2 separate regions of the Homo sapiens genome follow, and region 2 is linked to region 1. Evidence: chromatin loops called from intact Hi-C (ENCODE). Cell type or tissue: pancreas. All regions are shown on one strand. Each heading gives the region's core, and the rest is flanking DNA. Links, peaks and the distances in the headings are about the cores only.

The links. A loop is a pair of places that touch in the nucleus more often than their neighbours do. Peaks named below come from ENCODE experiments on the same cell type or tissue, not always from the same donor. Only the 100,000 strongest peaks of a DNase experiment are listed, where the experiment ranks them.
Region 2: it touches region 1 in a loop (7-fold over the local background); 2 of 110 quality-filtered maps call a loop at or near these places.

The regions. Positions count from the first base shown.
Region 1 is chr22:27,025,452-27,040,670 of GRCh38, reverse strand. It overlaps the pseudogene RNU6-1066P. Among named protein-coding and RNA genes, the nearest start is that of LINC01422, 130 kb to the right of the region's middle. RefSeq lists a silencer at 8,191-8,485. In pancreas, for the core only: no CTCF peak of the experiment used is centred there; a DNase peak (open chromatin) is centred at 8,090.
Region 2 is chr22:27,074,172-27,089,390 of GRCh38, reverse strand. No RefSeq gene overlaps it. Among named protein-coding and RNA genes, the nearest start is that of LINC01638, 140 kb to the left of the region's middle. In pancreas, for the core only: no CTCF peak of the experiment used is centred there; no DNase peak of the experiment used is centred there; H3K27me3 peaks cover 407 bases.

The DNA of each region.
Region 1 (15,219 bases), core at 4,256-12,255:
GGGATGCCAGGGACCTGTTTCTGGCCTCTCTCTAAGGACATGATGAGTTTGTGTGCATGACTTCAGAGGACTGATTCACGGACCTGCTAAGATCCAGGACTACCTATGATTCCACACTGCTGAGACCGTGAGCAGAAAATACTGCACGGGAGTAAGTAGGTGAAGATGGCATCTACCTGCTGCTGCCTTCATACTGTGAAGAGACAAAACCTATCAAGACAGGTGAGATGCAGTCTCCCTGCTCTCAGCATGCAACAGCTCGAAATGATTCATTAATCCTCACAATCCACCAGTAAGTCCTTACAGTTACTATATCCACTTTTAAGATGAGCAAACTGAGGCTTGCTGAGGTTATGAAACTTGCCAAGAAGTAAAGTCACCTAGAGTTTAGGAGAGAAAAAAGAATGTCTTGGGAATAAAGAAAAAAAGCAACAAGAAGGACAAAGGATCATTTTTGAGCCCTTTCTATGTGGCATTCCAGGCTGGGATTCTTCATTCAGCCTTAGCTGAAATTAGAACAAAGCAGGTGGCCTGGTCCTAAGCAGGTGGCAGGTCCCATTTTACAGTTGATGCTTCTGAGATCCGAGGTTTTAAGTAACTCTTCCTAGATCATGGCTAAGACTGGGATACTCTTTGTTTATTTGTTTGTTTGTTTGTTTTTGAGATGGAGTCTCACTCTGTCACCCAAGCTGGAGTTCAGTGGTGCAATGTCAGCACACTGCAACCTCCACCTCCTGAGTTCAAGCAATTCTCCTGCCTCAGCCTCTCTAGCAGCTGGGATTACAAACATGTACCACCATGCCCCATTAATTCCTGTATTTTTAGCAGAGATGTGGTTTCGCCATGCTGGCCAGGCAGGTCTCAAATTCTCGGCCTCTTGCGATCCACCCGTCTCAGGCCCCCAAAGTGCTGGGATTATAGGCATGAGCCACCGAACCCTAAAATTGGGACACTCTCTTGTTCCCAGCCCGGGCTCATCCTCTTTCCTCTCTCCTTCCCTTACCTCCCTAAGGAATCTCAGTGACTGCTCTTTTTCTTGGGATTGGTGATAAGGAAGGGACTGATGAGACATTGGCAGATGGAGGAGAGGAACAGCTCTGGGAAGGATGCTCCTACTTAGGGGTACTTCCATGCTTAAGTGCTTCCCTTCCGTTCTCTCTGACCTTGGGTGGCTGCAGTCGCCTTAAGTGCACAGTAATATACTCTCAGTCACTGTTCAATGCCCAAGGGAATGGTTTAAGGCCCTCCACTGGAGTGAATATTTTTATGCAGGCTATAATTTCTTTTAAGACCTTCACAGCATTCCTGCAGCCTCCACCATGCCCTCTCCTCCAGAGAGCACACAGAAGAAAGAACAGCCACTTTCTAATGAGGGGAGCCACGAACTTCAGGCAGAGAAGATGGACTGAGCCACCCCTGGGGCTGAGGGCAGGAGCTGATCTCTCACTGTCTTCTATTTTGTCCCCAAATCTATCATCTGTAATAATAATCACGGCAACATTTATAGAATGCTAACCCTATGCCAGCGTTATTCTAGGAGACCAACGCATATCTCATTTAATCTTCTCAACAACTTTAAGAGGCTGGTAACCCATTTTACAGATGAGTGAACTAAAAAGCAAGTGCTTTTCAGAAGCAAGTGCTTCACAGAGAAAGCAACTGCTCTGTAACTTGCCCACAGTCACACCACAAGCAAGGGGGAAGCTGGACTAGAAACCTAGGGAGTCTGGGATCTATCCACAATGCCAGCCTACCTTCTACCCAGCAGCCAGGGGCATCGCTCCAAAGAGCAAACCTGATCATGTCACTTCTCAGCTCGAAACCCTCCCAAGGCTCCCTATTGTCCTTGGACCAGAGATCAAATCCTTCCCCACTGTGTCTGCAGGCCCACTTCTCCATCCCTGTCTTGCCCCCTGCTCTTCCTGGCACTGAGCATGCCAGCTGCACTGGCTTCTTTTGTGTTTCTAGAAGTCTCCACGATCTTGATCCTGCCACAGGACCCTTGCACCTGCTGTTTCCTCTGCCTAGATCATTCTTAGCCACGTATCTTCAATCCACCCCCAGCTGGTTAATTCCATCTCACCTGAACACCACCTCCTCAGGGAAGCCTTCCCTGACTGCCTCTCTTGGTCAATGCCCCCATAACTGCCCCTTTGTTCTATTTCCACATTTCTACTTTTACATTGGTTTATGTGATTATTTGAATCATATCTGTCTCCCCAACTAGACTATGAGTTTCAGGAGAGCAGATACAATGACTATCTTGTTTACTGACTGATATGGTTTGGCTGTGTCTCCACCCAAATCTCACCTTGAATTGTAATAATCTCCACATGTCAAGGGCAGGGCCAGGTGGAGATAATTGAATTATGGGGGTGGTTTCCCCCTTACTGTTCTCGTGGTAGTGACTAAGTCTCACGAGATCTGATGGTTTTATAAACGGGAGTTCCCCTGCGCAAGCTCTCTTGCCTGCTGCCATGTAAGATGTGACTTTGCTCCTCCTTTGCCTTCCACCATGATTGTGAGGTCTCCCCAGACATGTGGAACTGTGAGTCAATTAAATCTCTTTCCTTTAAAAATTACCCAGTCTCGGGTATGTCTTTATTAGCAGTGTGAAAACAGACTAATACACTGACATTTTCCCAGTTCCTGAAATCATTGACTTCCCAAAATACTTGCTGACTGACCAAATAAGTAAGTGAATGAATGAACGAGAGAGGAGATGCAGGGAAGGAACAAAGCAACCTGGTTGGCAGACCTGTAGGGCCCAGACCAGGGTAAGATGAGTGGCATGAAACTTAAGGGGCACCAGAAACCTCAATAGCCAAAATAAATATTTTAATGTGGTATTTTTAAAAATCAAATTTAATGGAAAAATCCACATTGAACAAAGTCTAAAAATTCTAAAAAAAGCTTTATGAAGAAACATTTTGGAGGCTGAAGCAAATGGAGAAATCAGTAATACTCATCCTGTAATGGTTTAAAATGTTGATCTTCTGCTCATCAGGAATTCATTTGCATTAACTTTCTTTTTTAAGTAATGTTTTATTAGTGTTATTTATCTTGACTACTGAACTTTTTGGTGCCCCTTAAGTTTTGTGTCCAACAATTGTCTCACTTTAGTCCTGTCTGGTTCCAGTCCTTGCTTTGTCATCGGAGAGCTCTGCAACCTTGAGCCAGTTACTTGACCACTCTGGTCCTCTTGATCATCATGAGTAGAGGTGGAGTGATCAATGCAAGGTGGCCCACAGTTGGTGCCTTCCTGTCTGAGATGGCAGTCATACAGCATCAAGCATGATGCTACAGGGCCTTTGCACTTGCAATTGCCTCTGCCTAGAACACCACCAAGAACTCGTAAATAGTAACTACCCATGAGACAGATATGCATCAAATAATCATTTCTACTTCATGGATGAGGAAAGTGACGCTCCAAGATATCAAGTGTGTTGCTTCACATCGTGAATTTTGTAAGACATGAGGCTGAGTTTTGAAGGCTAAACCTGTTGTTCTCTCCACTGGCTCCCCAAGTCCACTCCCCAAGTCCAAACCCCTGCCCCAGTGAGCAGAGTTGGAAAACACAGTAGGGAAAGGACAGACAGTAAGCAAGAAGCAGAGATAGGATTGCAACCCAGGTCTCCTGCGCCCCAGCTGAAGCACTTTTCTCAGCCCCATAGTGCATTTGAAACTTGCTAAGATTTTTTAAGAGACTTTGCACTGCCAAACCAAGAGACCAGTCAACTATGTCGCCCTATAATGGAGGCATTGGAGGCGTCTTTCAATCGTCAGTGCTGGAGGGGTCCTCCCTCTGTGATGGCTTATACTTTATACAGCCTAGAGTTCTTTCTTCTCTGACTTCATAGAGCTACCCATTCCCTTCTAGAAGCATGAAACAGTGAGGGACAGGTGTTCTCCCCAAAAGATGCTTTTGGTGGCAAACTCTTTAAAAACAATCCTCTCCCAATTCACCCACCCCCACGCAAAGTTCACTCTGTTATCATAGGAAGAAAAGTATTGTGAATACAGCACAAGCTGTGTTGTTGGACAGAGGTGAACTTGAACCCAGCTCCACAGCCACAGAAAGTCCGTTCACCTCTGCTGCACCAGTCATTTGTTAAAAGTGTACTGGGATGTTGCAAGAGTTATAGAAAGCCATACATTCATGTATGCACCCACATATATGTATTCAGTTTTTATATAAACGGGATCATATCGTGCGCCCTCTTTTGCAAATGGATTTTTTTTTCACTTATTGTTTCTTGGTTATCTTAGTATGCGTCTTAAGAATGCACGCTTTAAGGCCAGGTGCGGTGGCTCATGCCTGTAATCCCAGCACTTTGGGAGGCCAAAGTGGGCGACCAAGAGGTCAGGAGTACGAGACCATCCTGGCCAACGTAGTGAAACCCTGTCTCTACTAACAACACAAAAATTAGCTGGGCATGGTGGTGGGTGCCTGTAATCCCAGCTACTCAGGAGGCTGAGGCAGGAGAATTGTTTGAACTCAGGAGGCAGAGGTTGCAGTGAGCTGAGATCACGCCACTGCACTCCAGCCTGGATGACACAGCGAGACTCCGTCTCAAAAAAAAAAAAAAAAAAAAAAAAGAAGAAGAAGAAGAAGAATGCAGGCTTTAGAGACAGATCACGTGGTTTAAATCTCAGGTCTGCAACATGCTGGCTGGACAAATGTCCTAACATGCTTCACAAATTTGCATGTCATCCTTGCACAGGGACCATGCTAATCATCTGTATATCATTTCAATTATAGTGTATGAGCATGACAAATGTCCTAACGTCCTAATCCCACCTTTCCTCGGTGTTCACATCTGTTAAATGGGAATATTAATCATGTGCAGGTGTATCTGAAAGGATTAAATGACGGAATGCAGGGAGAGTGCCAACTCCTATTTACGGCTGGTAGATGCTGACTAATATTATTCCAAAAATTTGCTTTGGTTATTTTCAGCTATTGTATGGTATTTCAGAGCGTGCTTAACCTTCATCCTGTTTGCGGATATTCAGGGCTTTTCTGTATGTACTATAGAACTGCATGTCAAATTGGGGGATGCAGGTTCCACTTGAAATTGATCACAGCCATTATTGCTCAGAAATTGAGTGGTTATGAAGGCAGGAAATATACAGGAGGAAGGTTTGTTTTGTGTATAATGTTGATGTTTTACAGTAAGAAAGTGCTCATGGAACTGCTCGTGAAAGAGAGAAAAAGAAAAAGGTAGAGAAAGAAAAAAAGAAGGAAGAGGGGGAAAAGAAAAAGATATAAAGGGTGGTAAATGGAGTGTCAAATGCCAGGCACAAGATCTTGAACATATGAGGCCCCCTCTCAGAATGGTGGCAGTTACAATATCATCATCCCCTCCTAACAGTCATGATCCCAGGCCAGGAGCAGTGGCTTACGCCTGTAATCCTAACACTTTGGGAGGCCAAGGTGGGAGGATCACCAGAGGTCAGGAGTTCGAGACCAGTCTGGCCAACAAGGTGAAACCCCGTCTCTGCTAAAAATACAACAAATTAGCCAGGCATGGTGGCAGGCGCCTGCAATCCCAGCTACTCAGGAGGCTGAGGCAGAAGAATTGCTTGAACCCGGGAGGCAGAGGTTGCAGTGAGCTGAGATCGTGCCATTGCACTCCAGCCTGGGCAATAAGAGCGAAACTCTGTTAAAAAAAAAAAAAGTCACGATCCCAAAGTTATGTGGAGTTTCACCAATCCAAGACCGTGAAAAAAATCTTTCAGGCTCGCTGTTCTGAGGCAATAATAAAGGATGGCAGCATGTGTGCATGTCTGTGTGTTTATGTGCATGCACATGTGCACGTGTGCATCTTTGCATGTAATTGTGTGTAGATGTGTGTGAGCCTGTGTGTATCTCTATGCACGCATGTGTGTGTATTTGTATATGCATGCTTGAGGGTGTGCATCGTGCATATATATGTACTTTTCTGCAAAGTGATTTTTTTTCATCGATTGCTTCTTGGGTATTTTAGGATGGGACTTACTCTGTGTGTCAGTGTCTGCATGTACGTGTGTATGGATGTGTATCCTCATGTATGTGTACACATCTCTGTGTGTGTGTGTGCATACACATATGTGCATGTGTTTCCTCTTTGGTCGACAAGAATCCCAATAAATGAGATGATGAATAATGGGTGCAAAATAGTTTTGAAAACTGCCCATTCTATACATATGTAGCTAAGGGGAGTTGACATTCATGTCCAGGATGCAAAGCAATCCTGATTGATCCCCCTCTCCACCTTCCACTTTCCCTTTGCTTCCCTTAAATTCTCTAATTGTCATCTCCATCCACACAAAGAGCAGTGGATCCCGTAGCATATAACCTTCCCTGACTTAGTCATTTGAGAAAGCCAAGGTTTCTGGTTGATGGAAGATCGCCTCTAATTATCATCTTAAAAATTATGTTTGGGATGAAAATCTCTGTAAAATGCACGATGCTCTTTGATAGTTTGGGCAGTGGCCCTTGAACTAAATCTCAGAGCTATCATTATGAGCATCATTTATTTTCCAGTGAGAAATGAAAGGCTCTGTACAATGAGAAGTGGTCTCCCCCTTTGCCCCTTCACAAAATGGCCCTAGACCGCTCAGTTTTTGCCATTAGTGAGGCTACTTTCAAATAATCCTACCTATTTCTGATGCCCATGAAGACACCACCAGCCACCTTTATCGGCCTTTATTACCTGCAGCTTTTCCTTCTCCCTTTTTATTTGTTGAATTCAATTTGTAGACAGGAAGGTCAGCTAACCACCTTCGTTAGTACTGTGCGCAAACCAAGAATAGCTAGGCTCTAAGTGAGATCCAAGGGCTGCAGATTAGCATAAAGGATTTAAAACATTAGGATCCTTGCTCTTATTGGTTGTTGGGTGGACAGTAAAAGTTCTGATTCATCAAATTAAAGGAGCTGCACCAGCTGAACCAGGGCTATGTCTATATTCCAGGTATTGTGCTAAGCATAGGGGCTCAGGGATGTCAGAGGCTTTCTGGATATGACATCTGAGCATTCGAGAGGGGTGACTTTGTGGGGGTGGGGGTTGATGTTCCTGAATAAAACATGGTCTCGGCACTTGAGATTTGGATCCATTTGGCAGTACCAAACATTTATGCTCACACAGTAGATACACAAGTATAGATGTCAACACTCAGAAAGAAACACCCACACTCATATATCAGGCAGTGCATTCTGAGGGCTAACCAGGGAGTGTGGCAGCTGTGCACCTGAGGCATTTAGGTGCATTGGGCAGGACAGGAAGGCCCCTGCCTACTTTTCCATCCATCCTCTTCTATTTCAGGGGAGCATTTCATGGCAACAGACTAGGGAGAGTGACAGGAGACCTGGAATTTAGCCTCTGTACCCCAAATGACTCTTACGTGATTGTGACTTTGAGTATGGCCCTTCTCCTCTCTGGGCCTTTATTCCTCCACTTTAAAATGATGAAATTGGACCAGATGATATCTGAGGCACACTTGAGTTTAAAACACTCCTTGAATCTGATTCTAATAATGTGAGTGATAATAATAAGCATCAGGTATTGGGTGTTTACCACATTCTATTTCTTCCTCATTTAGCCCAATAAAGTCGATGCTACTTTCCCAGTTTACATGTGAGAAAACTGAGGCTACAAACAATTAAGAGTCCTGCCCTAAGTCATGCAGCTAATTAGTGTCAGAGCTGCAATCTGGACCCAGGCAGTCTGGCCCCAGAGTCCATGCTCTTAATCACCGATGGGCTGTGCTCCTGACAGCCTGTAAATTCACCGATCTGGAGTCCTGCAAGAAGGGTTACTTCCTGTCCCCCCTCTGTGATTCCCCATGCCTTCGTTTGGGTCTTTGTTAGTAACATCTCAGGGCTCACAAGGGTTGAGACAGAGGGAAGAGGAGAACCAGGGTCTCCGATGCCTTGGAACCCGAGGCAGGCTGGCACCCTGAGGTCCCCGGGCACAGTTTCCCTGCACGTTCATCTGGCGCCGGCGGGCAGATGGGTATGCTGGCCAGTCCTGTCAGCCTGCCAGCTGGCCCAGAGCACCCGGTGGCTGGCACCTCGGCCACTCGGATGGGCTGCCGGCCCGCCTCCCACAGGCACGCAGCTGGCAGTGAGGAGCAGATGGGCCGGCCGGCCGGGCCGTTGGCTCTCCGTTACGCTGCCAGCTGGCTCCGCTGCACTTGGTGTCTTGGCACCTCTGGGCTGGCGTCGGTGGGCAGGAGGGCTGACATGTTGGCTTCCTATAGACGGGCAGCTGGCACAGGCAGCAGAGAGGAGGGTTCCTCGCCCCCTCCTGGCTGCTCCCTGAAATGGCCAGGGGTCATGGTCAATGGGAACTGAAGCCAGAATCCACCCCGCTGTGACCTGAGGAGTTTGCTGTGAGAGCGAGCTTCCTCTCCCACGCCTCCTAGGATCTGCATTGATTTGCACAAGCTCTGGCCTCCCCAGGACCTGACACCTTCCTGCCCCTGACTCCCAGCGCTCTAGCCTCCTTCACCTGGCAGGGAAGGATTGTCCCCCGGCAGGGACCCACAGCTCCTGCCAGCTTCTCTCTGTCTCCCTTGAAGTTGGCTCGCCAGTCCTTTTTCAGCTTGTCTAATTCAAAGGCTCAGCTTCTGTGAGTGCCGGAGAACTGGACTCAGCAAAGGCTGGAATCCTGATGAGATGCTCCATGAAAGCCCAGGAGTCCTGGTTCCAGTCCTTGCATGTTCTCATGGGTGCTGTGAGAACATGTGCTTCCCTCTTCAGGCCTTGGTTTCTCTATCACTTCTTTCTTATTACCCATGAATTCTTATTACTAATGAATAGTTCAGAATAAAATAAAATCCTGCCTCGAGGTTTCTAGATAAACCGTAATATGTTCATGACCCCTGACATTCTAGGTGCAAGCTTATGCATTTGGATGGTGTTATCTGTTGAATTGTGTCCCCAAAATGATGTTGAAATCCTAACCTCCCAAACTTGGGAATGGGACCTTATTTGGAAATAGGATCTTTGCCAATGAACAAACTAAGATAAGGTCATGGGGTATATCCTTATCAAAAGGGGGAATTTGGACACAGACATACATAGAACAAAGACGATGGAAAGATACAGGGAGAAAACAGCCATCTACAAGCCAAGGACCCGTGGGACCACAGGCAGATAAGAGAGAGGCTTGGAACATATGCTGTCTTACAGCCTTCAGAAGGAGCCCACCCTGCCCATACCTTGATCTCTAACTTCTGGCCTCCAAGCCTGTAAACAAATAAATTTCCCTTTTTCTCAGCCCCCTGGTCTACAGCACCCTGTCATGGTAGCCCTAGAAGACCAACACAGGTGAGCATGCCACCTTCTGGGGGATGGTTCACACATTTCATCAGGTCATCATGGGGGCTCATGACCCACCCCACCTCAAATTACAACCATTAATGTCGGTCCCAATCCTACATGGGCTTCCCACGAGGTAACATAATAGCTGTCCTGGCCGGGCGCAGTGGCTCACGCCTATAATGCCAGCACTTTGGGAGGCCAAGGCGGGTGGGTCGCTTGAGGTAAGGAGTTCAAGACCAGCCCGGCTGACGTGGTGAAACTCCATCTCTACTAAAAATACAAACTATTAGCCAGGCGTGGTGGTGCACACCTGCAATCCCAGCTACTCGGGAGGCTGAGACAGGAGAATCACTTGAACCCAGAAGGCGAAGGTTGCAGTGAGCCAAGATCACGTCATTGCACTGCAGCCTGGGTGACAGAGTGAGATTTCATCTAAAAAACAACAACAGCGACAACAAAAAAAGCTGCCCTGAATCCTTCAGGCAGCTGAGTTCAGGTGCATTTTACCTGCTGCTGAGAGCATCCTGAACCACCAACCCTATTCAGGGACAGTTATTTCAGGGGCTGACTCTACTCATGGACACAAAATGGCTGCAGAAGCCCCACCATCACCCCCAGATCCAATCACACTTAGAGATACATTCTGAAACACTGCATAATAAAGTATAAAGCACAGAAATGCATATAGCAGCATGGTTTGGCTATCCAGGGGATGCTTTATTCAGGCAAACTGAACCCATTACCCATGATTTCAGATTTAAAGGAAGTAAAGATCAGCTCACTTTCCATATCTAGCTTTGGATGTGATATCAGAAGACCTGGGGTCTAGCCCGCAACCCCCTTATTTTCTAGCTTTAGAGACTAATTCTGTAGAGCCTTCAACTGGAAAGCAAATAAAAATATGAATCAAGTGACTTCAAGTGTGGTGGCTCATGCCTGTAATCCCAGCACTTTGGGAGGCCAAGGCAGGCAGATCACAAGGTCAGGAGATCGAGACCATCCTGGCTAACACAGTGAAACCCCATCTCTACTAAAAATACAAAAAAAATAGCCGGGTGTGGCGGCAGGCACCTATAGTCTCAGCTACTCGGGAGGCTGAGGCAGGAGAATGGCGTGAACCTGGGAGGTGGAGCTTGCAGTGAGCCAAGATTGCGCCACGGCACTCCAGCCTGGGCGACAGAGCGAGACTCTTTCTCAAAAAAAAAAAAAATTAATATCATGTCATCTTTTAATTCCACTTCTGGGAATCAATCTGAAGATGTGTATCAAACTATGGAAAAAGTTTTATTTAAGAAGGTGCTTATTGAAGCAGTTGGTTTGTAAATTTAAAAAACAAAAAAAGTGAAACAACTGCCCTGGATGGGGTTGGTGGTTTAGGACATTCTCAGCTGCAAGCAACAGGCATCTTAACTCAGCTGCCTGAAGGGGTCAGGACATCCACTATCTTACCTTATGAGAAGCCCAGAGTGAGAGTGCACTGAGAAGGTGCCTGCAGTTGTCCTTTTCTACATGTTAGCTTTATTGCCTGGGCTCACTTTCCTCATGGACACAAAATGGCTGCAGAGATCCCAGCATCACACCCAGATCCAGCCACATTTAGAGAAAGAATGGGGACATTGCCTCATGAATGCCTCTTTGTAAAAGCCAAACAAAGTTTCCCAGGGGCACCCAGCAAAATTTCTTTATATCTCATGGCCTGTGATCGTGCCATATGTCCAGGTCTTAACCAATCTTGAGAAGATAAATAAAGTGGCTGTAATTGGATTGGTCAGTCAGGGCCTGCTCTCTGAGACTGGAGGCAGGGCTGGCTCCAGGACACAGATGGTGGACTTGGACTCTATGAGGAGGAGGAAAATGGGTGTAGGAGCTCAATGTCTAGCAGGCAGTCAACAGGATGGTGTTGTAGTCACTGGTTGTAGGTCAGTTACAATTAAAAAGTTAAGATTATGTTAAAATTAGATGGCAAAAATAAATAGGTGATGAAGATTGAGATGTACATGGCAAGGGTTATCATCAATGGAGAAATGCATTCTTGGAAATCGGTAAGACCAGCACTCCAGTATGATTGGCAAATATGAGCATGTCAGTGGAATATTAATATCCACTAGCCCATGAGAAAAGTACACTGATATCACTAATAATCAATATATTTTGCTTACAACACTGGCCAGGTTCATAGAATCTGATTTTTTGAGGAAACAGGCACTCAATAGCATTAATGATGGATACACAAATGGGAACAGAAAGTTGGCCTTGATGTCACGCCTGTTTATTTTTTTAATTAAGGTGAAATTCACATAACATAAAATTAACCATTTTAAGGTGAATAATTTCAACAGCATTCTGTACATTTATGATACCATACTACCATCACCTCTACCTAGTTCCAAAGCATTCTCATCACCCTAAAAGAAAATCCTATACCCCTTAAGCAGTCACTCCCATTACCCCTCCCCACAGCCACTGGCAACCACTAATCCACTTTCTGTCTTTGTGGATTCACCTATTCTGGATATATCATACAAATGATGGATCATGTGATCTTTTATGTCTGGCTTCTTTCACTTAGCGTGGTGTCTTCCAGGTACATCCATGTTGTAACATGCATCAGTTCTTCACCCCTTTTCACAACTGAGTAATGTTCCATTGCATGTGCCTGCTTTTTGACCCACCAATTGCACATCTGGAAACTTATCCCAAGAAAATGATCATGAAATTGTGCAGAGAACAGCTACCAGGATCTTTCTGAACCCATCATTTCGAAGGCCACAAGATGAGACTTGGGAAAGTAATTATGATTAGTCTATATGTGACAGGATATAAGGAAGACAGCATCCATTATATTACAGCAGAATATTTCACAATACCAGAAAGTACTTACAATTGCTTTGCAGCCTTTTGGCTAAGATCAAGTATTGAAACTACTTGTGGCATGGTGGTATTTCTGTTAAAAGCGTATTATAAAACCTTGTGTTCTCTATGACCCCCTTGTCAGTCATTGCTTCCGTTATAGAGAGCATTTGTGAGGTATGGAACATCTACTGTGCACCAGGCACTGTTCAAGGTGCTGAATAGAAAGCAGTATTTAAATAGACAGAATTGCTGATTTGGGGTAGCATGCAACATTATTGTGTGTGTAACTTTGGTGGGGGCTGATGAATGGGCAATAGGGGGTCCCCTGGGGGAAGGAAGGAGGTGATATCCACGTACTTTGAGAGTCTAAATGTATAAGTAGAAAAAAGTATGGGTGGTAGATTATGAGTAATCTTTATTCCTTTCTTTTTATGTGCTTGTAATGTCCACATATTTTTCAGTAAAGATGTGTGTTATTTTTATAATCAGAAAAAAGAAAGCTGACTTGTAACTGGTAGGCTTATTAAGAACTAGCTATATTACAACACCAAAATGAATAGAATTGAAATGTAAATTAAATTGCAGAATTTAAATATTGTAGACCCTATGCTTATAATCATATATATGTGTGTGTATATGTATATATATACATGTGTATATATGTATATATATACGTGTGTATATATGTATATATATACGTGTGTATATATGTATATATATACGTGTGTATATATGTATATATATACGTGTGTATATATGTATATATATACGTGTGTATATATGTATATATATACGTGTGTATATATGTATATATATACGTGTGTATATATGTATATATATACGTGTGTATATATGTATATATATACGTGTGTATGTATACATACACACATATGTATATACATATACGTACACTTACACATATATATATAAAGCTATGTAAAGACCCAGTTTCTTTATATCATAATTGACACATAGTGCGTATTCAATAAATTCCTGTTGAATGAATGGATTATTTGTCCCTTTACTTCCTATTTTTTTTTATTTTCCACATTTTCCTCAGGATCATGTGGTTCCTTTTTTTGAGACAAAACATCAACCTATTATTGTTTTATTTTTAAATTTTAGTCATATAATACATTTGCAAGGTAAATAAACTTTAGCGTAAGGAGCTAAACAAGACCAGGTTTACACGGTGTCTTCTGCCTCATCGTAGGCCTTCTAGAAATGTTTGTCCCTTTCTTTCTCCCTGGAGGCCTCTAAAAAAGATCCCGTTTACAAGAGAAAAATTGACTCCTCTGCAACTGTTTCTCTCCTGCACGTCTGTGATATAAATCACAGCCTTCCTGAAGAGCATCTTCAGAGCTCATAGACTCTCAGAGTTGGGGGGAACCTTGAAGATCCCAAATCCTTTCTCACTCCACCCCAATATACAGATGAGGAAACTGAGGCCCATAGAGGGAAAGAGACCTGCCCAAGGTCACACAGGAGACAGTGACAGAGCTGGAATGGGAACCCACTCCTTACTTCTTACAGTTTACTTCCTCCATTGTACTGGCAGCTGCCTCTGCCAATTTTAGCATAAAGTATGCTCATGGTGTTGGGAGGCTTCCTGCTTCTCGGGACTGAGTGTGTTAGGCTTTGTGGAGGCCTTGGTTTCCCTACACAAACCCACCCTTCCACTGGAGGATGCCTTCATCCTTGCAAAGAGACAAGGTCCAGCTTCAAGAAGGGAATCTCTAAAAGGCTCCCTTTCTGCCTTTGCAGTTACTGCAAAACTCTGACCATGAAGGCCAAAAGAGACATGTCTACAAATGCATTTGATGTTTCCTGAGGGCCTCCCCTGGGCCAGTTCCTGTGCTGGGCTTCAGGGATGCAGAGACAGGCACAAACCCTCCTCTGCTAGTGGAGGAGAAAGACACATGAACAGATGACACATAAACATGATGGAGCAAAATCCCAAGTCCCAGGGAGACCAATCTCAGGAGAGGGGCTGATGGTGTTTTAGGGCAAACCTGGATAGAAGCTTCTATGAAGGCAATGACCTTAGCAGCAAGTTCTTGAAGTAGAAACTCCTAAATCAGAGTTCAGAGATGGGACTATTGAGGCCAGGGAAACCATTGACGTTGTAAACAAGACGGTGAGAATGTGCATTGTTTTCCTTGGGAAAGGGTGTACAATTTCCCATCTGGTTGGTAAAATGGATTTTAGTCTCTGCTCCTCCACAGGGATTTTAAGAAGCACTGTCTTACTGGATAAGGAGGCATTTCAACTTACAGCAACAGTGTGTCCAGTGACAAGGGATGCAATGTTATGTGGCATGTTGGAAAAACAGAGTCCTTGAGGACGGGGCTCCTGGATGGTGGCAGCAAAGCATGGGAATAGATGGGGCCTATATCAAGAACCTCACACTAGGAAAGTTTTTACCGGGTAGATGCATCAGGAAGCTTTCTTGAGTCCTCTGTTGATTTCAGAGACAGTCTTTTGCATTTCATCCTCTGCTTTAAACCGCTGATTGCTTAAGATTTCCTAGAGCCCTGTGGTCCCCACCCGGCCCTGGATCAGATTAAGAGCCCCCCTCTTCTGCAAAACTGGCAATGCTAGCATCCCATATTGCAGAGGAGGAAACTGAGGCTAAGAGCAGAGGATGTGGATTGCCCAAAGTCACACGGTTGGAGCAGATCCTGGGTGCACCTGCTGTCTGCCACCCTGGGCTACCTTCTACACAACCTTGAGAGCACCTGCCCACAGCCCACAGCCAAGCCCTGCCAGAGAGACCCAAGGAAGGGGCTGTCCACACCCTCCCTCTCTTCTGCCCACCTCTGCATCCTTACAACTCCCTGGCCATGTATAAAACATTCCTAGAAACCACTTATTTCTCATGCATTTTCCATGAGGTTGGGCCCAAGTTAAAACATATAAACATAAAAATATCAAGAAGCCCTTTAAAAAAAAAGAAAGAAAGAAAGGGCCATGTTTCATAAAATACCAAGAGACCAATTTCTGCACTTGCCCTGCTCCCCTGGCCGGTCACCCAGGGTTGTTCATTCTCTCCTCCC
Region 2 (15,219 bases), core at 2,748-10,747, 50 kb before region 1:
AACACAGGTTAGGTGGGGGCTGTGGGGACTAAGAGTTGAACCAAACAGCCACACAGGTGATTATAAAATTTCATTTGGGCTAAGAGCTCGAAGAAGTCTCCCTGGGTCTGGTAACATATTTAAGTTGTTTCAGTTGTGTTTTTGTGGCTCACATCCAAGGTATCCTATCTGGCCCCATCAACTGCCTAGATGCCAGCTGAAGCTAGACTGGGTTTCTCAATTCTTTGCTGCCTCTGTCAAGGCTTCCAGCTCCCCTTCTACTGCCTATCTATGCCCCATGCCTTTCCTTGGCATGGAGAGAGGAGACACAGGGGGCAGGCAATCTTTGCCTCTCTGAGTTGGGCCTGGGCCTCGTTCATAGCATAAATATCTCTGAGTTGATTCTCCTACATTTTCCCATTCTTCCATTTGGGACCCAGGCCTATGGTCCTTCCATGCCTAGAGGAAAAAGTGCAGACATAAGCCAGGGGCCCTTCCTGTGTTTTGTTAAATGTCTTCCTGCCTGAAAATATGGCCCTAGATGTTCTCAAGAGGGGAAAGGAAACAGCACACTTTTGGGGCAAGAGGAATGCAGTTGGAGCACCTGGAAACCAAAATGAGGTTGAGGGATGGAAGGTGGGGAATGTACCTGAGTATATTGGGGAGGTGACCAGATCTTGGAAGGAAGAATTGTGGGTGAACCCAGGGAGGTGTAATCCTGGCTACAGGGGTTCCCTGAGACCCTCTTCCCCAAGTTCCCAATGCTCGCAGCTTGAGTATAGCCAATCATGGCTGCTGCAGATGAAATTTCCCTAAACAGTCACAGCAATATTTCCAATCCTACCTTATTCGAATGCCGTACCATATTCCATCAAGAAGTAAAATCTTTTCCCCCTCCTCTTGAACGTGGGAGGGCTTGTAGACTGCTCTGACAAATTTATATTAATAGTGATACTATGTGACTTCTGAGGCTAGGTTGTAAAGATGGAGCTTCCACCTGGCCTTCTTTGTCTTGGGATGCTCAGTCTTGAAACCAACTGCCATGTTGTGAGGAAGCCCAAGATCCATGGAGAAGCCACATGTGGGTGGATATTCTGGGCTCTAGTCCCAGATAAAGTCTTAGCTTATAAACCACCACAAATGTCAAATATGTGAGTGTATTAGATTTCAGAGATTCCAGCTTCCAGACTTCACGAATTCCAGTTGAAATCCTAGAGAACATGAAGCAAAGACTTCATGTTCAGCTTCATGTGGCCTGCCTGAACTCCTAACCCACAGATTCCATGAGCATAATAAATAACTTGTGGTTGCTTTACACCACTGAATTTTGGAGTCATTTTTTTACACAGCCAGAGTAATTGGGACAACAGCTATATATAAGAGTACCCAGTGCTAGGCACTGTCCTAAGCATCTTACAAATATTCATTGATTTAATATTCAAAACGTATGTTAGAAGGCCTATCAATATCTCAATTTAATAGTTGAGGAACTGAGGCACAGGGAGAAGAAGTAACTTGCCCAAGTGGAATTTGCACCCAGGAAGTCTGGCTCCAGAGCCCACACTGTTAACCACTGGGAACGGCAGCCTGTGGCAGTTTGCATCCTGATGATAGTGGTAGGACCATGAAGCTGGTCATTGGTGTCCCAGCTTGATATTTTCAGATACATGATTTTGAGGTCTTGCTGTTGTTGCTTGTGATCAAAATTAGAGGTCTTTCCAATGCTGTAGGATGAGATTTCACTGTCGAATTTAAGTTGATAAATTGATAGATAGATGGATGGATAGATAGATAATAGATAGGTAGATAGATATATAGATAGATAGATAGATACATAGATAGATAGATGGATAGATTAGAATGGATGACGAGATGGGTAGATAGGGAGGGAGACAGATTTGGATGGATGGAAAATAAATAGATGGACAAATGGGGTAGATAGACAGATTGAATGGATAGATGGGTGGATGAATGGACAGATAGTAAGTAGATAGATAAGTAGATAGATAGATTGTTGTTGGTGTTGTTTTTTTTCGTGTCAGAGTTATGGCCAAATGGTAAACATCTGTGATGTATGCAGGATCTAAGAAAGACAAATTAGAAATCGAGTCCCAGCTCCATTTTTCACGGACTTTCTCAAAACCTCAGTTTCCTCATCTGTAAAATGGGCATGATCCTAACCATGGCAAGGAATGTGACAAAGATTTACTGAGAGATAACACTTGCAGAGCACCTAGCATGGTGCCAGCACCTTGTAAATGCCTGGCTCATCCTTACCCCATCCTCTTGTCCGTGCCCTTAGCTTGTCCTTTCTCAGGCCCCCACCCCCTGCCCCCAGCTGGTCTGTGCTCCCAGGAGCTGTCTCACGCAGCGGGGATGCCCCATCACCCACTGCCTGAGAGCGGGGGGTCACAGAAGTGCATCTCCCTCTCCTGTGTGATGCCACGTTCGCTGGCAGCCTCCCGGCGCCCAGCACAGCTGCCAGGCCGGCACGCCTCCTTTCTCACAGCTGCTGGGATGCGACCTTGTCTATCAGGAGGCCCCGGGAAGCCTGCTGAGTATGCTCCCAGCTTGGTAGGTGACATAAATATTTTCCAACATGCAGGCAACAATCTGATTGGTGCCTTCCCTAGAGTACCAAGCTCCAGGCTTGGGGCTGCAAAGGCAGAAAGAAAGAAAAAAAAATTCCTTTTGCCAGTGAAGTCTGGCTCCTTCCTCCTGTGAAGAGTTTAACTCTTCCCGTCCCCGATCTCCTTGTGCAGTCCGCGTTCCCATTCAAACTGCTGACATTCAGCAGGATATTGGCGAGTGCTTACGGTGATGAGGACTGCCCTGGCCCCTGCCCTCCCAGAACACACAGAATATCCACAGCAGCATCTCAGACTTGACACATGTTAGAATGACCCAAGGGGATAATGACATAGTGGTTAGAATTTAAAATGTATTTTTTAAATAGTCCATATCTCTTAGAGATGCATACAGCAATATCCAAGGATGAAATGACACAGTGTCTAGATTGGCTCCAAATTAAGACAAGAGGCAGTAAATTGAGGGAGAAGTGGTGTAGCTAGAACAAGACGGGCTAGGAGTAGAGAGCTGTGGGAGTTGTTCATGCAGCTCAAACTTGAGTGGGCAGCAGAACCTCCTGCAGGGCTTGTCAAATGCAGATTTCTGGAAGCTACTCCAGATACTCACATCCAACAGGTCTGGGATTGGGGGCAGATGCTGCAGGTCTAACAATGCCAGAGGGTTCTGCTGTTGCTGCTACTAGACTACACGTTGCTTTATACTATCCTTTCTACTTTTGTGTATGTTTGAGAATGTCCATGGTAAAAAATTGTTTTAAAAATGTAAAGAATCCATTTTCAAGAGATGCTGAGGCAGGAGGCCTGGCGTGGGGTTTGGGAATCTGCATTTTAATGGGCTCCCTGGTGCTGCTGATATAGATGTTCCATGGTGCACACTTTGAGAAATGCAGGGCTAGGGCAGGCAGACAATTATCTTACCATGTAGTACGCACCATCCTGATGGCAGCCCCAGAAGGCTTCTGGTGAGTCCTAAACTGAAGCTCCACGGAGGAAGAGCTGAAGTTAGTTAGGTGATCATGAGGAAGGGGAGGATGCAGAGGGAATCACACATGCTAAGGCCCAGAGGCAAGAATCAGCAGTACATCTTTTGGAAATGGAAAGAATGATGCAGCTCAAGGAAGTGGGGGTAAGAAGGGGAAGATTTCCAGAGATGAAGCTGGAGAGGTCAGCAAGAGTCAGGTCATGCAGGACCTTGTGGACCATGCCAAGGAGTTTTGACTTCATCCCAGGGACAGTGGGAGCCATGGAGGGTGTTAGGGACCTAATGTGATCATATATGTGATTTGAAATAATGTTTCTGGCTGTGATGTTGATCATAGATGGGAAGGAGTAGAAGCTGGGAGACCCAATGAGGGGGCCTCAGTAGCAACTTGGCTTGAGATGACTGACAGAGAGATGTACAGATCCAAGGGCTCTCTAGGAGGGAGAATGAACAGTACTTGGAGGCTAGATTCTCAAAGGATTTAAAGGCATTTGTGTAAATGGTCCAATCACAGACTGTGATAACAGAGAGAAGGAAGACAGGATAATCTGGGGAAAATGACTGCAGGGTCTGAGGAACGTTTCCTACATTTGTCATTTAAAACCCTCCCACCCTAACCTTGGCATCTACATAAGGTCTAAGGTAGCTCTAGAATAAGACATTGGCTCTAAAAGCTCAACAACTGAGCTTAGTCTTCATCATTTTTATCTGTGTGACCAAGGAAGAGTCTTGTAACCTCCCTGGACTTCAGGCTTCCTGGCTATAAAATGGGAAGACACTACTCAAGGTTGATAAGGCTCAGAACTATGGGAGCTCATGTATGTGCTGAGAACATGTGTCTCCACCCAGCAAACTCCTACCTGGATTCAGAATCCATCTGAGGCATCACCTGCTCCTGCTAGCTCAGATGGGACCAATACCGCCCTTACAATCCTTTCAAATGTTAGGCATGTCTCTTTTGTGACAGTAACAACCCTAAAATGTTTTGTTTTGCTTTGTTTTATTTTGTTGTTTTGTGTCTGTCTTTCCTGCTAGATCCTGAGCTCGGAGTATCTGTGGTGACTAGCCTAGAACTTGACTCACGATAATGCTCTACAAATTCATTTATTTAAGAATTATTCAGTTGAGCCCCTACTATGTACCAGGTGTTGGGAAATACAGAGGTGAAAAATAATAAATGAATGAATAAATGAATGGAAATTTTGAAGCTCTGTGAAATGGAATAGGGGGGCTTTCTATCTGGCAGCCAACGGGATAAGCATTTTTCAAATGGACTATCTTGTTTAATCCTTGAAACTTTCAGAAGGAGAGTGTCTAGTTTCTAACTTTCAGATGAGAAAAACTGAGGCTTGAAGAGGCTAGGCCGGAAAAGATGCCTCAGCCAGGGAGCACTGCTAGCAGAGGTAAGCCCAGGGACTCTACATTCAGAGCCCATACTCTTAACCTCTTCACCCACTGCCTCCTTAGGTAACACTTTCCTGGAAGCCAACACAGAAAATAGAGCCTGGATAGTTATGTAATTCTCCCCAGCTCATAAACAGAAGCAAACCAAACTCCTGGGTGAGACAGGAATGTTCTTGCTTTGAAAGTGGAAAATAGTTGCATAATTTTTGTAGTTCTATTTCTTGAGCAGATACCCATTGTGGTGTTGGCATTTTCTTTTCTTGTTTTGTTTTTTTCTTTTATGTGTTTTCTTTCTCTTTGAGACAGGATCTTGCTCTGTTGCCCAGGCTAGAGTGCAGTGGTGCAATCATAGCTTACTGCAGCCTCGAACTTTTGGGCTCAAGCAATCTCTCTGCCTCAGCTCCCCGAGAAACTGGGACCACAGGTGAGCACCACCACACCTGACCAGGTTTTCTATCTTTTATAGAGATGGGGGTCTTACCAAGTTGCCCAAGCTGGTCTCAAACTCCTGGGCTCAAGCATTCTGCCCGCCTTGGTCTCCCAAAGAGCTGGGATTAGAGGTATGAGCCACCTTGTCCAGCCCCATTGTGTTTTGATCACAGTGGAAAGCAATCCGCATGTGTTAACTTCGTATGGGTAAACAGGGCAGATCCCATTTAACATAGGAAATATGCAGCACTTAGTGAGGTAGAGAGAGAGCCTTGCTTAATGTCATGCAGCAGAGATTTTAGGGGTCAGTGGAGTCTGCCTGACACCCAGGCCCAGCCTGGTCCCCCTCTATCCACCAGGCTGCTCCGACACCCCTCACCCTGGGGACACAGGACACTATAATAAAGAACGTGGTCAGGGCAGTTTTTACAGCAAACACAGGAGGCATCTGACCATGGTGGCTTCTGCTTCCAATTTGAATTAACTTCAAGGGCAAAACATAAAGTAAATAGATTCAGGCAGGTTGCAGCAGACCTACATGTCAGGCAACGCTAGGCATTTGGAGGGCCTAACTGCTATAAGGTAGTCTCAGAATCCCCTGCAGAAGGGAGGCCAGCATATCCCTCATTTTCTGGGCTCCAATGGTGCTGGGCCCATCCCAGCCTCTGAGATAACCAAGGAGCGGTCTGGGATGCAGCTCCCACAGCAGAGCTCTGGCTATGCTGTGATAGCTGGAGAGTCCAGCCCTGCTACTTCTCCCAGGCTGGCGCAGGTGGGGTGAGTGTACTAGATGTCACCTTGCAAATCCTCCCCTGGGAATATTGGGCTTTGTGGGGGAAAGTAAGGAAGGAGATCAACATAGATTCTCACTTTATTCAACCAAATAAATTCCAGATGGATTTTGTAAACTCAGAGTCAAATGTAAAATTTAATAAAAAATTTGCAGACAAAAATGGGGAGTTAATGGTACCAGGGAGAGGAAGGCATTTCTTAAAAAGAAAAACAAAGAAATGAATCACAAAGAAGGGGAAAATTGGATAGATTTGTGTACCTGAAATTAAACTGGAAAAAAATTGGTATGACTAAAGCCATCATAAATGAAATGAAAATCCAACTGGTGAACTGATGAAAAATATTTGCAACGCTTGTGATAAACAAATGCTTAGTGCCCTCAATATTTTTTTACAAAGCTCTTGCATATCTAATAGAAAACATTAAAACCCTTGGAGGAAAAGAGTCAACAGAAATGGACAGCTCCCAGAAGAAGAAATGCAAATGACTAAATGAACAGATGAAAAACATGCACATAGCCAATTTCACTAGGAGGAAATGGTGGGTTTGGAACACATTTTTAATGCGTTTATTTCATGTTGGCAAGAGGAAGTCAAGATAGATCCCTTGACCATGGCAGGAGGAAGAGTCATTTTTCTGGAAGGTATCTGGCTGCCCGTCGTGTACCTTAGAAATTTGTGGTTTCTGACCCAGTGATCCGATGTCCAGGAACTCATCTTCAGAGAAGATCGTAGACACAGAGGTTGGAATCGTCTTACATATTCATAGGTTGTTACGGATGGTACATAAGATGGAATTCTGTATGGCCATTTAGAAAACTTGTGAAAGACTAGTGATTAAGATATAATACGGTGAAAATACACAGGAAACTGTATTTTTAAAATGACTTTGATATGTGTGTGAGCATGTGTCTGGATGGGGCTACATCAATTCGGAAATATTAGTAGAAGGATATTCACCATAAAATTAACAGTAGGTTGGGGAATTGGTGACCATGTTTCATTTTCTTCCTTCTATTTTTGTGTATTTTTTTACATTTTTTATTATAAACACATTTTTATAATAAGAGAAAGTTTCCAGTCAATTCAGTAAAATTAGAAAAGCCTCCCTCAGTTTGGGGCCATTTGTGTTGGCAGGTGCCTCAGAAGGTGTGTATTGGTAAGGCAGCATTTCCCAGCCTCTGCAATCTCGGTGACTGGACACTCTGGGGCAAATAATTCTCTGCTCTGGGGGCTGTAGGATGTTTCATAGCACCCCTGGACGGTAGGGCCACCAGATGCCAGTAGCATACCCCCCACCAAATATCAAACAACCAAAAATATCTCAAGAAGTTGCCAAAATGTCTCCTCACGGGGTAGGGAGAGCAAAAATCACCCCCAGTTGAGCACCAGTGAGGCAGGGATAAGGAAGAAGTACTTTTCATCTGTTGTCTCTGGGGGTGCCATTCATCTATCCGTATTTTGTTCACTTATTCGTCCAGCAGACATTTTCAGATCCTTGTTCTGAGAGCTGGGAGACCTGAATTCTAGTTCCATGTCAGAATTTCACTGTGTGGCCTCAAAAAGTCATCTACGACTCATTTATTTATTTACCAAACACTCCCTGAGCCCTTCTTTGGTCCATGGCCCCGTGAAGGTGTTGTACATGGAGAAGCAGTGTTGCATAACCTCATGCTCTGCCCTCGAGGAGGTCACCGCCCAGTAGAGGCAGCCCCTGTATAAACTGGTATGTTTAGATTTAGTGGGATGAGTGCTCACTGAGGGATGTTAGAGGGAGATGGATGGATGAATGAAAGAGAGAGACACTAATTGACGAGAGCAACACAGATGGCAATGATTTTTAGTATAGCTTTTTGCCTCTGTACCACAGTTTACAAAGTGGAACATTAGACAAGAGATGGTATATTCGGTGGGATAACCAAGGAGAGTTTAACAATAGGATATTAATGACAGCGTTGGAGGAAGACAGAAAGAGCAATAGGGACGATGCAGCACCTTTGCAGGGAGGAGTAGCAGGGAGCCCTTCCAGCCCTAGGCTGAAGGGTGCTGGAGGAGGTGAGTGATACTGGATGCTGGAGGCAGCTGTGGCTGCCTCTGTGAGAAACACTGGGTAGAGCAACCTAGCCACAGCTGACCCAGAGCCAGGCAGGGAGGGAACAGAGGGAAGAAATATCCCAACCTCACTCCTCCCACCCTCCAATTTCCTGACATCACCTCCCATTGGCTGAGCCATACTGGAAGCCAGAGAGCAAGGGACACCGCTGAAATGGCCCACAGTCAGCTGCCTGAATCCAATAGCAGTGGGGTGGGGGAGAAGAAAGAGGATTGAGAGGGGCACACAGAAGATGTCCAACACAGAAAGCACCACGCCTAGCCTTCTCTTTCATCCCTACAACAGTCTTTTAAAGTAGATTTTATTATCCACCTTTTTAAAGAGAGGAAGGAAGCTGAGGTTCAGAGAGGTATGGTGATTTTCCCAAAGTCACACAGAAAACATGGAGATAGAAGAGATGGAGCTGGGATTGAAACCATAGTTTGCTTGAGCCTCTAAGCACCAGGCTTTGTAGTTAGGAGGACCTGGGTTCAAATCCCAGCCCTCACACTTAGTGGCTTTCAGCCTTGGACAATACCTGTGGGTCTCTAAATGTGCTTGTCCATAAAATGGAGTTAGCGATTCCTTCTCCAATGGGACTGTTGAGGGCTGGATCTGGAGTGTAAAAGGTGGGAGCCTTCCTGGATGGTGAGAGAGCTGACTCAGGCAGGCCACCCCCTGTCTGTTCCCCACCAGGCAGTTATTAACCAGAACATCAGATTCTGCATTATGCATGGGGCAATTTGTCCGCCTCCTCCTCCACCTGCAGAATCGATCTTCACGCTCAGCTGCCTCATTGAGATTCAGGTCTGCAGCTCTGGGACTCCATCCCGGCATCTGGTCAATAGCTTATATTTTTAATTTGTCAATAATCAGTCCAGACCTTGGCCAGAGCCCTGTGGAGGGCTCAGCAAGATTGCTCCGCCAGGGAGGGGGAGGCAGCACTGTGCATGGAGGGGAACGGACTCTGAGTCAGGCTGGCAAGCCCAGGTGAGTACCTGTGGTACATGTGGGTACCCACGGCAGCCTGCCTCTCAGACCATGTCTCAGGTGTCAGGAGGCCTAGGGAGTCATGGAACCTGAGTTCCAATCTCAGCTCTGCCACTTTAAGGGTAAGTGCATTTGGCTGGGCATGGTGGCTCACTTTTGTAATCCCAGCATTTTGAGAGGCTGAGGCTGGAGGATCTCTTGAACACAGGAGCTTGAGACCAGCATAAGCAACGTAGCAAGGTCCCCATCTCTACAAAAAATTAAAAAGAGGCCAGGCCTGGTGGAGAACACCTGTAATCCCAGCTACTTGAAAGCTGAGGTGGGAAGATTGCTTCAACCCAAGATTTTGAGGCTGCAGTGAGCTATGATTGCACCATTGCACTCCTAGCCTGGCAGGCAGAGCAAGACCCTGTCTCTCAAAATAATAATAATAATAATAATAATAATAATAATAATAATAATGATAGGTGGACTCAACCAACAGACTAAACCACTCAGAGCCCCCATTTCCCCATTTGTCTAGTAGTTGCTGTAGTAATAGCACACAACTCACAGGTTTGTAGAACAATCAAATGAGTTAATTAATACATGTGACATGCCCAGAACCGTGTCTGGCATGCAGTGAGCACATTACTATATACATTAGCTATTATTGTGATTGCTTTTAGGAAGTCACCCAAGAGAGAAATTGGTAAGTAGACAGTGATTATCAGCATACTTATGAATTCCCAATGCAGATGGGAAAGCTGATACTCACAGAGGGGAAGTGATTGTCCCCATTTTACAGATGAAGAAGCTGAGGCTCAGAGAAGTGAACTCACTTGCCCAAGGTCACACAGCTGGGGTCCAGTGGAGCTGGCACTGCAAGCCCACAGAGTCTAACTCCAGGCTCTATGCTTCTAACCACCATGTGAATAAAGATTCTACATTACAAATGTCAAAAACAAACCTTCCTGTCTTCATTCTTGGCATTTTTAGGTAATAAGTGCATTTCCTTCTTTTCTCCCTGACAAGCAGGCACCAAGTGCCCACAGGATGGCAGGGGAGGTGAGGAGAAGGGCAAGAAACTCTGTTTCTCCTCGTGGGTTCTTACCCATCCTGTTACTAAAGAAAACCTCAGCTCTTACCCGTTCTGTGCTCCTCCCTAAAGAAAAAGCCCAGGGGAGGCCATGGGAGCTGAAAGAGAGGAGCTTCAGGAAGGTAGTGTTGGTCAAGGAGGAAGCAGACTTCTGTCCATGGTGAGCAGACAACCTACAAAAGGGGAGAAAATGTTTGCAAACTATGCATCTGACAAAGGTCTAATATCCAGCATCTATAAGGAACATAAACACATTTACAAGAAAGGAAACCCATTAAAAAACTTGGTGAAAGACATATACAGATACATTCTTTTGTTCTTTTCAAAAGAAGACGTACATGCAGCCAAGAAGCATGTGAAAAAAAAGCTCAACATCACTGATGATTAAAGAAATACAAATCAAAACCACAATGAGACACCATCTCACACCAGCCAGAGTGGCTATTACTAAAAAGTCAAAAAAATAAGATGCTGGTGAGGATGTGGAGAAAAAGGAACGCTTATACACTGTTGGTGGGAGTGTAAATTAGTTCAACCATTGTGGAAAGCAGTGTGGTAATTCCTCAAAGAACAAAAACATAAATACCATTCAACCAAGCAATCTTATTACTGGGTAGATACCCAAAGAAATATAAATCATTCTATCATAAAGACACACGCATGCATATGTTCACTGCACTATTCATAATAGCAAAGGCATGGAATCAACCTAAATGCCCATCAATGGTAGACTGGATAAAGAAAATGTGGTACATACACATCATGGAATACTATACAGCTGTGAAAAAGAACAAGATCATGTCCTTTGCTGGAACGTGGATGGAGCTGGAGGCCATTATCCTTAGCAAACTAACACAGGAATAGAAAACCAACCATCACATATTCTCACTTATAAATGGGAGCTAAATGATGAAAACACATGGACACATAGGGGAACCACACACGCTGGGGCCTACCAAAGGGTGGAGGTTTGGAGGAGGGAGAGGATCAGGAAAAATAACTAATGGATACTAGGCTTATTACCTGAGTCATGGAATAATCATGTACAAGAGATGCCACAAGTTTACCTATATACCAAACCTGAACTTAAAATAAAAGTTAAAAATATATAGTTAGTGTTAGAGCCAGGACTTGAACACAGGACACCGAAGGCTAGTCCAGGGCTTTTTGTCTGTTCATGGCTTCTTGCCTCGACCTTTGCCTCTAACATCACATCTGCTTGATTCTTGATTCTGCTGTCACTGCCTGTGCCTATCTGTCTCTTCTTGTGGACTTCACTGTCAGCTCCATGGGACAGGGTCAGCCCCCACCATTCTTCTACAGCCCTGCCCAGAGAACCCAGTCCAAAGCTGGGCTCCCACCCATGAGAAGCAGACATGGTCCAGCAGTGAGCACTGGACTCTAAGTCAAAACACCTGATGTCATCACCTCCTAGACATGGAGTCCAAGGTGAGTCCATCCAGCCTTAGTTCATTCACCTGCTACCTGAGAGCCATGACACTTGCATGGTTTGGTGGATTGGAGGATTCTCTGAGACAACCCACATAAATGCTCCTGACACTATGTTGGTTAAAAAGCAGGCTCACAAGAAACATGCACTTCTATGGCTTTTCCTCCTGCAGCCTTTGGGACCCAGGAAGCCTTGGAGATTTTCTCCTATCTTCATCCTCCCATGCTCTGCTGTCTCCAGAGAAACTACCTCCTGAGTCTACATCTATTGAAAGACACTTTTCCACCAGAGAACTCCCCAGACATCAGTCGAATCCCCCATACATAGAATTCGGAAGCTGTTAAATGGCCCCAGAGAATCACGGAACCTCCTGGGACTGATTGTGAAGTGTGAATCACAGCAGGATGTGAGAGAGTCCCAGAAATCAGTGCTTCTGGAGCCTCAGCACTGATTTCTGACCCCTAGTCTGACCCCTTTCCCAATGATGAGATGGGAAACTGAGGCTTTGGGAGAGGGAGTGGCTTGTTCAAAGACCCAGAGCTACCGGCTGGTGCAGAGCTGGGATTCCGTTCTCTATGCATTGCACTATTCATCTTCTCACAAAGATGCTGGGGGAAGTGGGTGGCCAGGAGGAAACCCATCCTCAGGGCTTTAGACAACTCCAAGAGAAACAGGATCTCTCCCAAGTCTCCTAATGCAATCATCTTCACAGACTTTATTGAATGTTCAGTGAGGAAAGATGAGTTCTGGTCTATGCTTTGCTCTCAGCTTTCTGGATGAACACAGACAAGTCATGTATCATCTGTACATCCTAGTTACTCCGTCTACCATGGGTCATAAGTATTCACTGAAGTAATAAGCAGAATAGCTCCATCATCACCAACATCATTATCATCTCCTTCTCCTCTTCCAACTCTTCTTCTTCCTCCTTTTCCTCTTCCTTTTCCTTCTGTCTTTTTTTCTTCTTCCTTTCCTCCTCCACCTTCTTCTCCCTCCCCTCCTCAGTTCACGTTTATTAAGTATTTTTATCATACTCAAGACACACTTCAAAAACGTTTATAGGAAACTTAGGAGGAAGGTACTATTACCCTATTCTCCAGATGATAAAACATAAGACTGGAAATATTATTTGTTTGCATTGGGTCACCATAAGATCCCCAGAGAAGCAACCAGCATTTGGACCAGGGGGCCAGTCAGAGAGCAGAGCCGGCACCCTTCATTCTGCCCTGATCCTCCTCCCATGTGGAAGGGATTTGCCACTGACAAAACCCTGCAAAGCTTGGCAATGATTCTTTTCATTGATGCCCTTTCTGGCATTACAGTCCAGAGAAGTCACGTTTGAACCTAAGCATGACACATTGAACCTAAGCTGGAGGGCCAGCTTTAATTCTTCCTGCCTCTCCCTCGGCCGGGGCTGAAGACAGCAGGTGGGTTTGCTGAGTGGCACTCAGACGTGAAATGGGTCAGAGAACAAATGAGGAAGGAGAATTTAACATGTTTGGGTTCCTTTGTGGCTGGAGTGTAGCCATGCAAGAAGTGAATTGAGCCTACAGATTTCCCATGGGGCTGGGGTTGACAGAGAAGCCCTCGAGCAGGGACGTGGGGGAGCTGCTGCTCAACTTTTGTACTAGCCCAGGGTCCCTCCAGGTTTTCTAGACGTTGAAGGTGCTGTTCCACCTGCTGTGTGGCCCAGGCAGGTCACCTCCCTCTCTGGGTTCCAATTACTCTATCAGTGAAACAAGCACATTGGAGATGAGAAAGAATAGTGCTAACTTCCTTGAGTTTCCTGTGGACAAAGCCTTTATGCTGACTAGCACCAATTGGTACTATCTGTCAGGGTGTTTCTTAAAAATACCAATACCAGGCTCTGTCCCAAAACAACTGCATAAAAATATTTGGAGATTTGAGCCCAGGCATCAAAATTATTTAAAATTCCACAGATGAATCCAGCTGGTAGTTACTCTAGATTATCCTTCGAGCAAGGTTTCTGGGTGGCAGATGTAAATAGGCCCATTTGACTGCTAAGAAACTGAGGCTCAGACAGAAGAATGACCTATCTAAGGTCACAAGGTTGACTTATCCAAGGTCACAAGGGTGGCAGGGTCAATGTGAAGACGTAGCAGAGGCTCTGTCCAATGTGCTGAAACGGGAGGGAGGCAGCTCAGCAGATGTCTCTGAATTCTGACTGGAAGCTGGTGCACACATGTCCTGACTCCCACCGTCTCAGCCACACACTCAGATTATTTCCCCACAAAAGATGTTTTTCTCATTTCGTTTCTACCTTTCCCTCTCTCCATCATTCTATTCCTCTTCCGTATCTCTTTTTATAGATTCCTCCCTTCCTTCCCTCCATCCTTTCTTCCCTCCTTCCTTCCTTCCATCCTTCTTTCCTTCCTTCCTCACTCCCTCCTTCTCTCCCTCTTCCTTTCTCTCTTGATTTATTGCTCTCCTCCTCTCTTTTCCTACCCCCTGTCTCTCTCTGTCTCTGCCTCTCTCCATTTATCTCAGTCTCCATCTATCTCTCACCTCTTTCTATCTCTTCCTCTACCTCTCTCTTTGTCCCAATCTCTGTCTTCCCAGCTGCTCCCTCATAACTCTTGACTGAAGTCTCTTCCCCACCCAGCACCTCTCCCTCTGGCTTTCTTGCTGAGGCCAAACACCAATCTCCAGTCCAAGTTCTCCTTCCCTTTCCTCTCCTAGCCCTTAGGAGAAGTCCAGTTTCTCCCTATGACTCCAGACAGGGATTTAGAACCAGGGATGTGCCTTCCTTTCAGTCTCTCATTGTAGAGAGAAGTACAGGGAAACAAACCCCCAGAGGGGCTAATATGTATAGTCATATCAAGAACCACTAATGTTTATTGGGCCTTTGCTAATTGCTAAGGGCTTTACAAGGATCGTCTTCTTAAATCCCTACAATAATCCTATGAGGCACATACTATGAGTTTTTCTACTTTTCAAATGAGAAAATTGAGGCACACGGAGTTAAAGCAATCAATTTAGCAAATTAAAATCTTTCTACTCCATCTCCAGCCTTAAGACAATTGTTAGCTGCTCTGCTCCTTCCTCCCAGTCCCCTAAAACTCTGTATTAATAGGTTCATATGTTCCAAAAATCTCAGAGACCAGAGTTTGTCCAAGCGGGTTCCAATCCTAGCACCAATAGTCTATTAAATACTTGGTTTCTCTGCATTTGCTTCTTTGTGTGTAAAAAAAAAAAAAAGAAAAGAAAGAAAGAGAAATATAATTGGTCAACAAATCGTGACTAGTCTAGTGTGGTTGTAATAGTAGTTTTAGAATTCATATTCATGTTAGCAGGGCCTTTTATGGGTAACTTCTTAAACCCAAGGAATGACCTAATGGTGGAATTTCTGGCATGTTGTCAAAAAGAGGAGATGGTACATTTTTGAGTGAAAGACTGGGAGTGGAGGCTGACCCAG